Linked DNA regions of Mus musculus: regions 2 and 3 are each linked to region 1. A link is a contact called in ENCODE Hi-C or POLR2A ChIA-PET data. All regions are on one chromosome and are shown on one strand. Each heading gives the region's core, a stretch centred on a gene start or an enhancer-like site at or near the end of the contact. The rest is flanking DNA. Distances are from core to core; before and after follow the strand shown. Region 1 holds the start of Tsen34 (tRNA splicing endonuclease subunit 34). Region 2 holds the start of Fcgbp (Fc fragment of IgG binding protein). Region 3 holds the start of Kcnn4 (potassium intermediate/small conductance calcium-activated channel, subfamily N, member 4).

What was found. A loop is a pair of places that touch in the nucleus more often than their neighbours do. ChIA-PET counts read pairs that join two places held with the same protein, here RNA polymerase II (POLR2A).
Region 2: a loop to region 1 is called in a map of T-helper 2 cell, with 17 times the contacts of the local background. The contact joins the promoter of Fcgbp here to the promoter of Tsen34 in region 1. A Hi-C loop is called at or near these places in 3 of 37 maps with a recorded cell type or tissue (T-helper 17 cell and T-helper 2 cell).
Region 3: a map of T-helper 17 cell shows a loop between it and region 1 (9-fold over the local background). The contact joins the promoter of Kcnn4 here to the promoter of Tsen34 in region 1. A Hi-C loop is called at or near these places in 1 of 37 maps with a recorded cell type or tissue (T-helper 17 cell). POLR2A ChIA-PET finds 5 or more read pairs at or near these places in 1 of 5 experiments (embryonic stem cell).

The regions. Positions count from the first base shown.
Region 1 is chr7:3,691,994-3,695,239 of GRCm38, reverse strand. Tsen34 (tRNA splicing endonuclease subunit 34) reads right to left here and starts at 1,630. Exons shown (of 5, transcript NM_001164204.1): 1 at 1,351-1,630; 2 at 396-642; 3 at 13-262. The coding sequence starts at 638. Mboat7 (membrane bound O-acyltransferase domain containing 7) reads left to right here and starts at 2,254. Exons shown (of 8, transcript NM_029934.4): 1 at 2,254-2,499; 2 at 3,122-3,200. The coding sequence starts at 3,125.
Region 2 is chr7:28,069,712-28,072,957 of GRCm38, reverse strand. Fcgbp (Fc fragment of IgG binding protein) reads right to left here and starts at 1,722. Exons shown (of 20, transcript NM_001122603.1): 1 at 1,706-1,722; 2 at 1,321-1,377. The coding sequence starts at 1,375.
Region 3 is chr7:24,368,455-24,371,700 of GRCm38, reverse strand. It overlaps Kcnn4 (potassium intermediate/small conductance calcium-activated channel, subfamily N, member 4), which reads right to left and starts at 1,438. Exons shown (of 9, transcript NM_008433.4): 1 at 1,106-1,438. The coding sequence starts at 1,264.

The DNA.
Region 1 (3,246 bases), core at 381-2,880:
CTAAAATCTCACCTGCTCCCTCCTGCTCCGCAGAAGGCTGGCCATCATCACTGGTCTCACTCCCTTGGGTAGCCTCACTTCCACCGGCTTCTTGGCCTCCTTCATCTGCCCCTGAATCCTGTTCCAGCTTCTGCTTCTTGGCAGCCTGGCCCTCTACGATCTTCTCTAGAAGCTCCTGACGCCGGGTCTCCCGGGCCTCGGCTGCCAAAGTGTTCTGATCCTGGAAACTCTGCTCTTGCTGGCGTTTGAACGATGCTAGGGCCTGAGAAGTAAACTTAACTGGAACCCCAAGACACATCCTGCAGTCCCTTAGGAAGACAGGAATTCTGACCAGTTTACAACCTTCCAACAGGCCCTCCCAGGCCTTCCCACTATCAGGGCCTTTCGTTTCTTACCAAGCCATGGTTGCGGGGGTCCGGGCGCGGGGCGCTGACTAGGGTCACCGCGCCTATCTCGGCCAGGAGCCGGGCTTCTTCAGGCAGCAGCAGAAGCGGAAGGCCCAGGCGCGAGTTCTGGCGGGGCCCGCGGGGCAGGGCGCCCACCGTGCGTCCCCCGACTCCCAGACGCTCCCGCAGCGCCTGCACGGCCTCGGCTCCCCACACCAGCGAGCGGCCATTTGCGACCTCCACCACCAGCATCTTCCTGCGGAGTGGGGGTGCGTCGCGGTCACCCAAACAGCCCCACCGACCCGACTGAAGTCTTCCACGCCCTCAGCGCAAGACCCCGCCCCTCACCCCCCAAGGGGCGGGGCTGGGGTTGCCACCTGCCCCCCCCCGCCCCCCAGCCAAGATCTACCCAGGGACCAGTTAAGACCACGCCCCTCACCCAGGTCCCACCGTTCCGCTCCCCCTCAGCTCCAGGTGACCATCTTCTCTGCCAAAGCGTACCACCATCTCTCGTCCCCTCAGAGAGACCTCCCGCCATAGTGGTGCACCGCCCTTTTTGCAAAGTGGGTGTCTTCTTATGCGTCCGTCAAATCTCAGAACCTCAATGTAGGGTGGTTTGCTCAAGCCACACCCTCTTCTAAATACTTGGAGCCCAGCCCCTCCCCTTTCGAAGTGCCCAGATTCGCCTTTCCCGCCTATTCTGAGTCGGACTTTAAAAGAAACCCAGTCCTGTCTTGCGCCAGCTGTTCGATGTTCCAGCATCCTAAATTCGGCTCAATCGGGAGTCCTGCCTACCCGAACGCAAGCGTTTCAGCCTTCGGAAGATCTCGACTCTATTCCCGAACGCATGCGGGAGATCTCGGCTCAGTAGAATCAGCCACCCCCTCTAAGTTGCAAAAGGTTCAGCATTCGACCCTAGCCAGATCCCATCGTTCTTCCAGCTGTGGCCCCGCCCACTTCCTACCCAATTTAAGGAGTTCACAATTACGATTGAATCCACAGTCGCACTCGAGGTGCAGTGTGCGTCGTGGCTCCCTTTCAATCTGTCGTACTGTCCTCAGGCAGAGGCAATAAGTCAACCCCTAGCCAACACCAACTCTCGGCTAAGGCGGAGCTGGCCCTACGTAGCGCGTCCTCCGTCATCCCGTCAGGTCAGCAAAGCGGAAAAGCCAAGAAAGCCCTCACTGCCACTCCGGTCTGCACAAATGGGACCTTGAGGGTCATTGCTCTGGCCTCGCCCCCAAATCCACCAGTCATGTCGGCCCCGCCCCTTCGCCGTTTTCCGGTCTTCTGTGGCTCCGCCTTCCTCCCTCAAGACTATTAGCTCAGCCTGTTAAGTCTACTGATTATTTCCAAAGTTAGGCCAAAACGGCTGCCCTCAATATCATTTGACCGTGACCTGAAAAAGCATTCAGCTATCTGAAGTAAGTCCAAATATGCGATCCCGCCCACACCCCGTGGTTCTTTGACTCTCGGACCCCGGCTGATTCCGACTATCTCCGAAGTAAGCCGAAGCATGCGGTCCCGCCTACTTCGTTCTGCGTTCTTGAGCCCGCCTAACACTACACAACGACTTTTGGACCCGATTATTTCCGAATCAAGCCGAAGTGTGTGGTCCCGCCTACATCCGGCCGAGTTTGTAAACGCATCTAATTCCGAGCCGTGACTTTGGAATTCGGCTATCCCCGAAGTAAGCCGAAGCTGTGGCACTCCATGCCGAGGGCTTGAATGACCGAGTGTGCCCGAAGGAATCCGAAGCTGAAAGTCTGTCTCTGAGCTCCAGGTCCCTCCTCCTCAAGTCTCAACGGGACTCGAAGATCTTGGCCCCGCCTCTCTGACCCGAAACCCCGCCCCTTCACGTACTGGCAGCTCTTTGCCCGGGGACCTCCTAGAAAGATCGCGACAGGCATCTTGCGGCAGACTGGTGTTCTGGGTACCTTTCTTGCGGTGCTGTAACTCGTACAGCCGCGGCTCTCGGGGCCTGGACCGCGCAGCCCTGCCGGCGCCCTCCAGAACGGGCAGTGCGGGGGCGTGCTGAGCTGGGGAGGCGTGGCGCGAGCCGAGGCGGCCTCGAAAAGGAGCTCCGCAGTCTTCTGGCCCACGGACGGTTCAGGTGGGCCCAGGTTGGGTTGCATGGCGGCGTCACGAAGATCGTAGGGTGGCGGGGTGCGGGGACAGCGCCCAGAGCGTGGCCGGGCTGGGTGGCGTAACCGCCTGTGGATCTGCCGAGGCAGAATCGGATACACGCTGGCCTTCGCTGCGCGGGGCTGGGCTACGAAAGGTGCTTGCAGATCGTACAGGGTCATTGCCTTCTCTCCGAGGTACGGGTTAAAGAGGAGCCCAGAGCTCAGAGCTTAGAAAACAGGATGCTAAATGCTGGGCTTCTCCGAGCTGGGCGGGAGTGGGAGTACTGGGTCCTGTAAGACGCAGAGGAAATTGGGGACCCAGAAGGGCTCCAATGTACTCAGGAGGGTGAGGATGATACAGATTCCTGGGCTCTCAGAGAAGAGGGGTGTTGTGAAGGATTGTTTTTCTGGCCGGAAGGTGTGGGTCATAAATGGAAGTAGAAGTACTTTTGATTTCAACATTGGCAAAGGGGTGGGGTGGGGGCTTAATTCTTGGGTCCTGGAAGGAGGAGTGAGCTGGAGGCCTGGGTTCTCAAAGGGGATTCTACTGTCTTCAAAAGAGGAAGGGACTGGAATACTGGTTCTCACTGTGAGTCCTTCCTCCCCCAGACCATGACACCCGAAGAATGGACATATCTAATGGTCCTTCTTATCTCCATCCCTGTTGGCTTCCTCTTTAAGAAAGCTGGTGAGTCAGGTTCCTTGTCTAGTGGAAAATTAGGGTGAGGGAGCTG
Region 2 (3,246 bases), core at 473-2,972, about 24 Mb before region 1:
AGGCTGCAGCGTCACACTTATGACACCACCAGCTGGATGGACAGTGCCCTGGAATGTCACCGCTGCCTTCAAGCCCATAGTAACTGAGGCACCTGCTCTGCCAGCCACCACAGCAAACTCCTTTGCGTATTGGTCAGAGATGCTGGGAATGTGAGCACAAAGTACTCTGTGCCCAGGGCTCCCACAGGCCAGAGCAATGTTAGCTCTGCTGTGCCGGGCTTAGAGATAGGGTGGTCCACTCTGACCCACTACTGCATGCTGGGAAGTGCCACTGCAGTCATCTCTGCTTTAGCACTGGTGTTGACCATGACTGACTCCCCTGTGACCTTCTGTGAGGTGTCATTGACCTGGCTGAGGATAGAGACACAGCAGTGCTCTCTGACAGACTGAAGATGAAGAGGCAGAGACTGCTGTTCTCGGGCTGGGAATTCTGCAGGAAGGCCATGAGGAATTCTTCCCCAACAGTATTCCTGGGGTCCTCTGTGGCCTCCCGGGTCAACCCTGAAGAAAATGCAGTTGTGGGTCCAGCTACCTAGTTCCTCCCCGTTACAAACCCAGCCCCTGGGTCTTCCTGAGCACCTGTTGAAATAATTCTCCCTATGCTGCCATGTCCTTCCTAACGTATGCAGCATCCACCTCCGAGCCTTCCTGGCTTTGGCTGCCCCAAAGCCTGAGCACCTTGCACAGGGCTCTTGAACTCAGACACTGCAGGGCCAGACGAGGGGTAGAAAGGTGTGCCGTAGTCCTGGAGACAAACCTGGACACTGGAGAACCACACTCCACCTGAAACAGCTTTTGCTGGTTGTTATTATGAAAGACTGAAGCCTTTTTTTTTTTTTAAATGGCACACATTCACATTTTTCAAGAAAGTCTGTCAGGCTACCTGAAGTTCTGAATGCAAGCTTCATCCAGTCTGTGTGGATTCTGTCTCAATATGACCTGGTGGTTTATGTGAAGGATACGAAGGGGAGAAGACCGTAGAAGTGTGGACACGATGTCTGTGAAAGCTAGAGTAGAGCTAGTGGGCTTTTCAACATGGGTGTATGCATGTGTGTATATGTGTGTGAGAAAAAGTAAAGACAGAGATGGACAGAGAGAGACAGAGACACACAGAGAGATGTGTAAATGAATACTAACACACTTCGTTCAGTGCCTAAGGCTGTCTCCAATTTCTGCTAGCCTCTGTCTCATTTAAGTTAGCCGGGTTGCAGTGAACAGTGAAGGGAGGTGGTTTGTAGAGAGGACTAAAACTTGAGGGTGCTGACGCAGGCAAGCAGGAGAAGCTTCCCAGACATAAATGGGGGGCTCGATTTGACTTACCCCACAGGAGGGTTGCTCCGGCCCACAGGGCCCACCATTTCCACGGGGATCCCATGTCTGTAGTAAAGAGAGAGGGAGATCAAAAGGTGCTGTCCTGTTAGAGACCATTCCAGAAGGCAGAGAGGGGTTAGAAGGGGGCAATCTCAGGACAAGAGCCACCTGGATGTAAGGAAGGCTCAAGTGAGAAGGGAAGTTGACTAGATAGGACTGGGTGGGCTTGGGGTGGGGGTGAGGCTGGCCATGAGGTAAGGGGGTGAGGATCAAGGACAATGCATGGCATAGTGGCTATCCCCTAAGAGTAGAGGTAGAAGAGGCAGTCTAGGGCCTGGATGCAGAATAGGGCGTTAGTTGTCCCTCTTCTGCAGGGAACCCCAGCCCTTCTCACCTGCGGGTCCCCGAGCTGCAGGACCAGATTGCAAGCTAAGTTATATAGTGGAGATTCCTGACTCCCCTGGCCACACCCCGGGTCACCTGACGCGCACACGGTGCCAACTTCCTGGAGGAGGATGCCGATCTCAGACCAGGTGGAAGAATGGGGAGCCCTGAAGATCTGCCAAGGGTGGAGAATGAGTCTTCAGCCTGTGTCCTGAGATGGGTGTGAGAGCAGCTGGTGGCTACACCCTGGCAGCCTCTGGATCAATTCAATCATGGAAGGGCGTCGTCCTTATAGAGACAGCTGGGGAGCAGAATGCCGAGATCCCGGCTCCCTGGGCATGGGTAGGGTAGTGGGCAGGGTTTGAACTTGAGATGGGAGGTGGTGACTGGTCATGTTTGCTGGCTCACCGGCCAGATTCATTTCTCTGACTCCTGCCAGGAACAACAGTAAAGGACCCATATCCGGGTCCTACTTCCTTGCAGTCCCAATCTGAGCCCTGGTTCCAGGCCATCCCACATCTTCTTTCCAGTCACCCGTGGAGAAGAGGTGTCTGGGGGTGACGCGGGGTCTGAGGCCTCGGCCCAGGCCGGTGATGTGGATCGTAACAGTCTTACCCCAAGTTCATCACAGTCTCCTGGGTTTCTCTCCTGGGAAATGGAAACAAGAAAACCTGGCTTTGCTGGGCTTCTGGGTGTTCTGAATACTCTCGCTCCTTGTGATGGAGCAGGGGTGGGTGGGGGTTCTGGGGCTCGGGGTGTGTGTAATGAAGGCTCAAGAGCTCTGTTTCCTGATTCCATAAGATCGATCATGGAGGTTTCACTTCCTGGAGAACTGTTTGGTTTGGGATTTTTTTTTTTGCTTTGCTTTTTGTGGTTTCATTATCTTCTCTCCTTTTTTCCTTCTTTCCTTCCTTCCTTCTTCCTCTCTCTCTTTCTTTCCTTCTTCCTTCCTTCCTTTCTCTCTTTCTCTCTCTCTCTTTCTTTCTTTCTTTCTTTCTTTCTTTCTTTCTTTCTTCTCTCTCTCTCTCTCTCTCTCTCTCTTTCTTTCTTCTCTCTCTCTCTCTCTCTCTTTCTTTCTTTCTTCTCTCTCTCTCTCTCTCTCTCTCTCTCTCTCTCTCTCTCTCTCTCTCTCTCTCTTTCTTTCTTTCTTCTTTTCCTTTATACCCTTAGAAGGGACTGGTTGGACAGGTTTGGAGTGACCCTGTTCCTCTCCAGTACCCTGCAATTAGTCTGAACTGAGGCATGGGGACCAGGTGGCATAGTCGTCTGGGCTGGAGTCAGCATGTCTCATAGGACTGGCCTGGCCCTGGCCATACTCTGCTAATCCCTACTTTGGGGACTATTGTTTGCTGAGGAGTCTCCTCAGAAACAGCAGCTGCAAAGCCTGGTGTCCTCTGTCAATACCCCCTCCCAGGTAAGGAGGCTCCTTATCATTGAGGCTTAGACTTCTGTGCAGCCAGAGTGGGTGGGGGACCCTTCTCTCAATAGGGCTGTGACTTTCTCAGAGGGAAAGATAAAGCTTTGGTACTGATAGGGTCCTCAAGGCAACCA
Region 3 (3,246 bases), core at 189-2,688, about 21 Mb before region 1:
CAGTTACTTCAGAGCACTGCCTGGTGGCACTGGGTAAATGGCAGTGGCTAGATAAGGAGCAAGGAGACGCCTAATGACAACGTCTTTCTCCCTTGCCAGCCCTCCCTTCACCAGAGCTAGGCTATCAAGGATCAGCCTTGTATGGGCCTCAACAAGGCCCAGACCCCCAGTGGTCTGTCTGATAACACTTACCCAAAGGCTAACACTGAGAACTGTCTCCCATGTGTGCGTACGTGTGTGTGCGTGTGTGTGTGTGTGTGTGTGTGTGTGTGTGTGTGTGTGTAGGTTGGGGGGAGCTGGGGGGAGGACGATATCACACTAGCTCAGGTTTCAGGGGTACAGACCCCCCATCTACCTCCATCACATCCAGGGGTCCAGACCCAGCCTTCTTCTCTTAGACCTTAAGAAGTGTAAGACCTCAGTTCTCCTCCCTTAGACCCAGGAGTCCAGACCAGCTCTCTTCTCCCACACCCAGGGGTGCAGACCCCAACCTTTCTCCCTCACACCCCAGCTCTCCTCTCTTCTTCACACCCCGGGGTGGAAGATGCCAGCCTTCCTCCCTCATGCCCAGGAGTATAAGATCTCCTAGCTTTGCTCTCTAACACTCAGGGGTGTAAGACCCCAGTCCCCTTCCCTCACACTCAGGGGTGCAGACTCCAGCTCTCTTCCCTCAGATCCAGGGGATCAGACCCCAGCCCTCCTCCCTCAGACCCAGGGGTCCAGACCCTAGCCCTCCTCCCTCAGACCCAGGGGATCAGACCCCAGCCCTCCTCCCTCAGACCCAGGGGTCCAGACCCCAGCCCTCCTCCCTCACACCCAGGGGTGCAGACCCCAGCCCTCCTCCCTCACACCCAGGGGTGCAGACCCCAGCTCTCTTCCCTCAGACCCAGGGGTGCAGACCCCAGCCCTCTTCCCTCAGACCCAGGGGTGCAGACCCCAGCCCTCCTCCCTCACACCCAGGGGTGCAGACCCCAGCTCTCTTCCCTCAGACCCAGGGGTGCAGACCCCAGCCCTCCTCCCTCAGACCCAGGGGTGCAGACCCCAGCCCTCCTCCCTCACACCAGGCTCCCCGTCCCTTCCCTGCTCGGTGGAAGGCCCCACTCACCTTGCAGCCCAGGAACCACAACATCTCAGCGTGCAGAACCATGAGTCCGATGCCAGTTCCCGCCAGCACCAACGCCCAGCCGGCCACCCTCTTCTCCTGCTCCAGCAGGCGCTTTCTCCGTCTCAGGGCCCCCAGGCCAGTCACCAGCTCCCCGCCCATGGCCCCTGAGGTCTTGGGGCTCAGCCAGCTTCCTGCCCAGGGTCCCCCACCTCTCAGTACGCAAATGGCAGCCAGCTTGGCTTCCAGGCCAGCGGCCTGTTCTGCTCACTCTGGGACTTTTGCTGGAAGGCACAGCCTAGCCCTGTGCCCTCTGGGGAGTGGTAACTGCAGCAGGCAGGGCAGGGCGGGGAGGGACGGGGAGGTCCCTGGGTAGGGGGAGGCTGGCTATCCCATTCCCTTCTAAGACTAAGGAGGGGCTGGGGTGTGTCTTGTGGTCCCGGGCAAGGAAGAAGAGTTCATCCACGTGGGCAAAGACACACTGACACAATAGGTTGTGACTCTCCAACCGTTTGCACTCTGTGGTACACACCTAAAACCCCCACCACACCCAGACACCACAGAGCACCCTATGACAGACCGGAGACGGAGCCCAACACACCAGCACACACCACACAACCTCCACAGAAGTGACTCACACTCCTGAAAGTTCAGAAACCCACAGCCACACCCAGACACCACACACACACATGGTGTGACACACGCCAGCACTTAGCAGGGCAGCAGCGTCCCATTGCACACGGGGCCACCCAAAGGTTGAGCTCACGCAGTCACACATTCAAAGTGGGGCGGGGGAGGGGCTGGAAAGTCAGGCACAGCGAGTGAAAGTGAGCGCTCCTCTCCAGAGGAGTATAACTTCCGTTTCTAGCACCTACTTGCTGGGTGGGTGGCTTGAAACCACCTGTAACTTCAACTCCAGGAGATGACGCCCTTTTCCTGGTTTTTGGGAGCCCCTGACACATGTGGCTGATATTCACATACATGCATGCGCATAAAAAAAAATAAATCTTAAATGATAATTTTTAAGTGGGACCAGGGATGGAGTGCAGCTGTTAGTGGGCTCCTTTGAATCACAGACTCTCTGAGGTAGATCCCAGCATGGCATAAAGTGGGCAATGGTGCATGCCTGACTCTTGGTACTAGGAAACTGGGGCCAGGAGGATCAGCAGGTCTCAATCATTGTCAACTATGAGTTCAAGGTCTGCCTGGGCCACATGAGACCCTGTTTCCAAAACCAAAACCAAGTAAAACACTATAATATTCTACGATACAAAGAGCTAAGCATCAACGACCACACGGGACATGTACCAGGAGCCACACAAATACACAGCAGGTCTGAGCACACCAATTTGTAAGAATCACCAGGCACAACACACATGCGTCAACAGACACACAAGGGGGTGTGAATGTGAAACACAGAGAGATGCCCCATATGTGTAAACACCTGTGGTGGCAGACACTGTCATCCAGCGCCCAGAAAACAGGAAATGCACACTAGCTCACATCATTGTGTGTGGGACTCACACACACACACACACACACACACACCTGACATTGATCCTGACATACACTGGTGCACTTGACACTCTGCATACCTTAGCACAGAGAACAGTCAATGGAAGTGTGCAAGCAACGCCTACCCAGCGTTGGACATTCTAGGACATTCTAGCCACACAGGACACAGTCCAGGATGATATGAACCCTTTGGAGGGGATGGGGTTGGATTCGGACCCACAAGAACACCAACGTCCAGATTAGCACACCATCAATCCAACATCACGCACAATACACATACCCGTTATACTCCCATGTGCATGGCCACACAAACACCACACTCAGGGAAGAGAAAGGCCCTCAGCGTGGGCATATATCCTGATATAAGTAACAGAGCTATTTCACTGAGTCAGACTGGGTGTTACATGCACATTTACACACACACACACACACACACACACACACACACACACACACGCCACGAATGCATGCTCAAGCACAAATAAGACTAAAATAAAACAAGTAGTTAAAAAAAAAAAACCGTAGGTGCACAGGCACATACCTGCAACCCCAGCCCTGAGTGGGGAGATGATGTAGTCAGATGGGTGGAGCCATTCTAATCGAATCAGTGAGTTCCTGTTGGTGTGAAA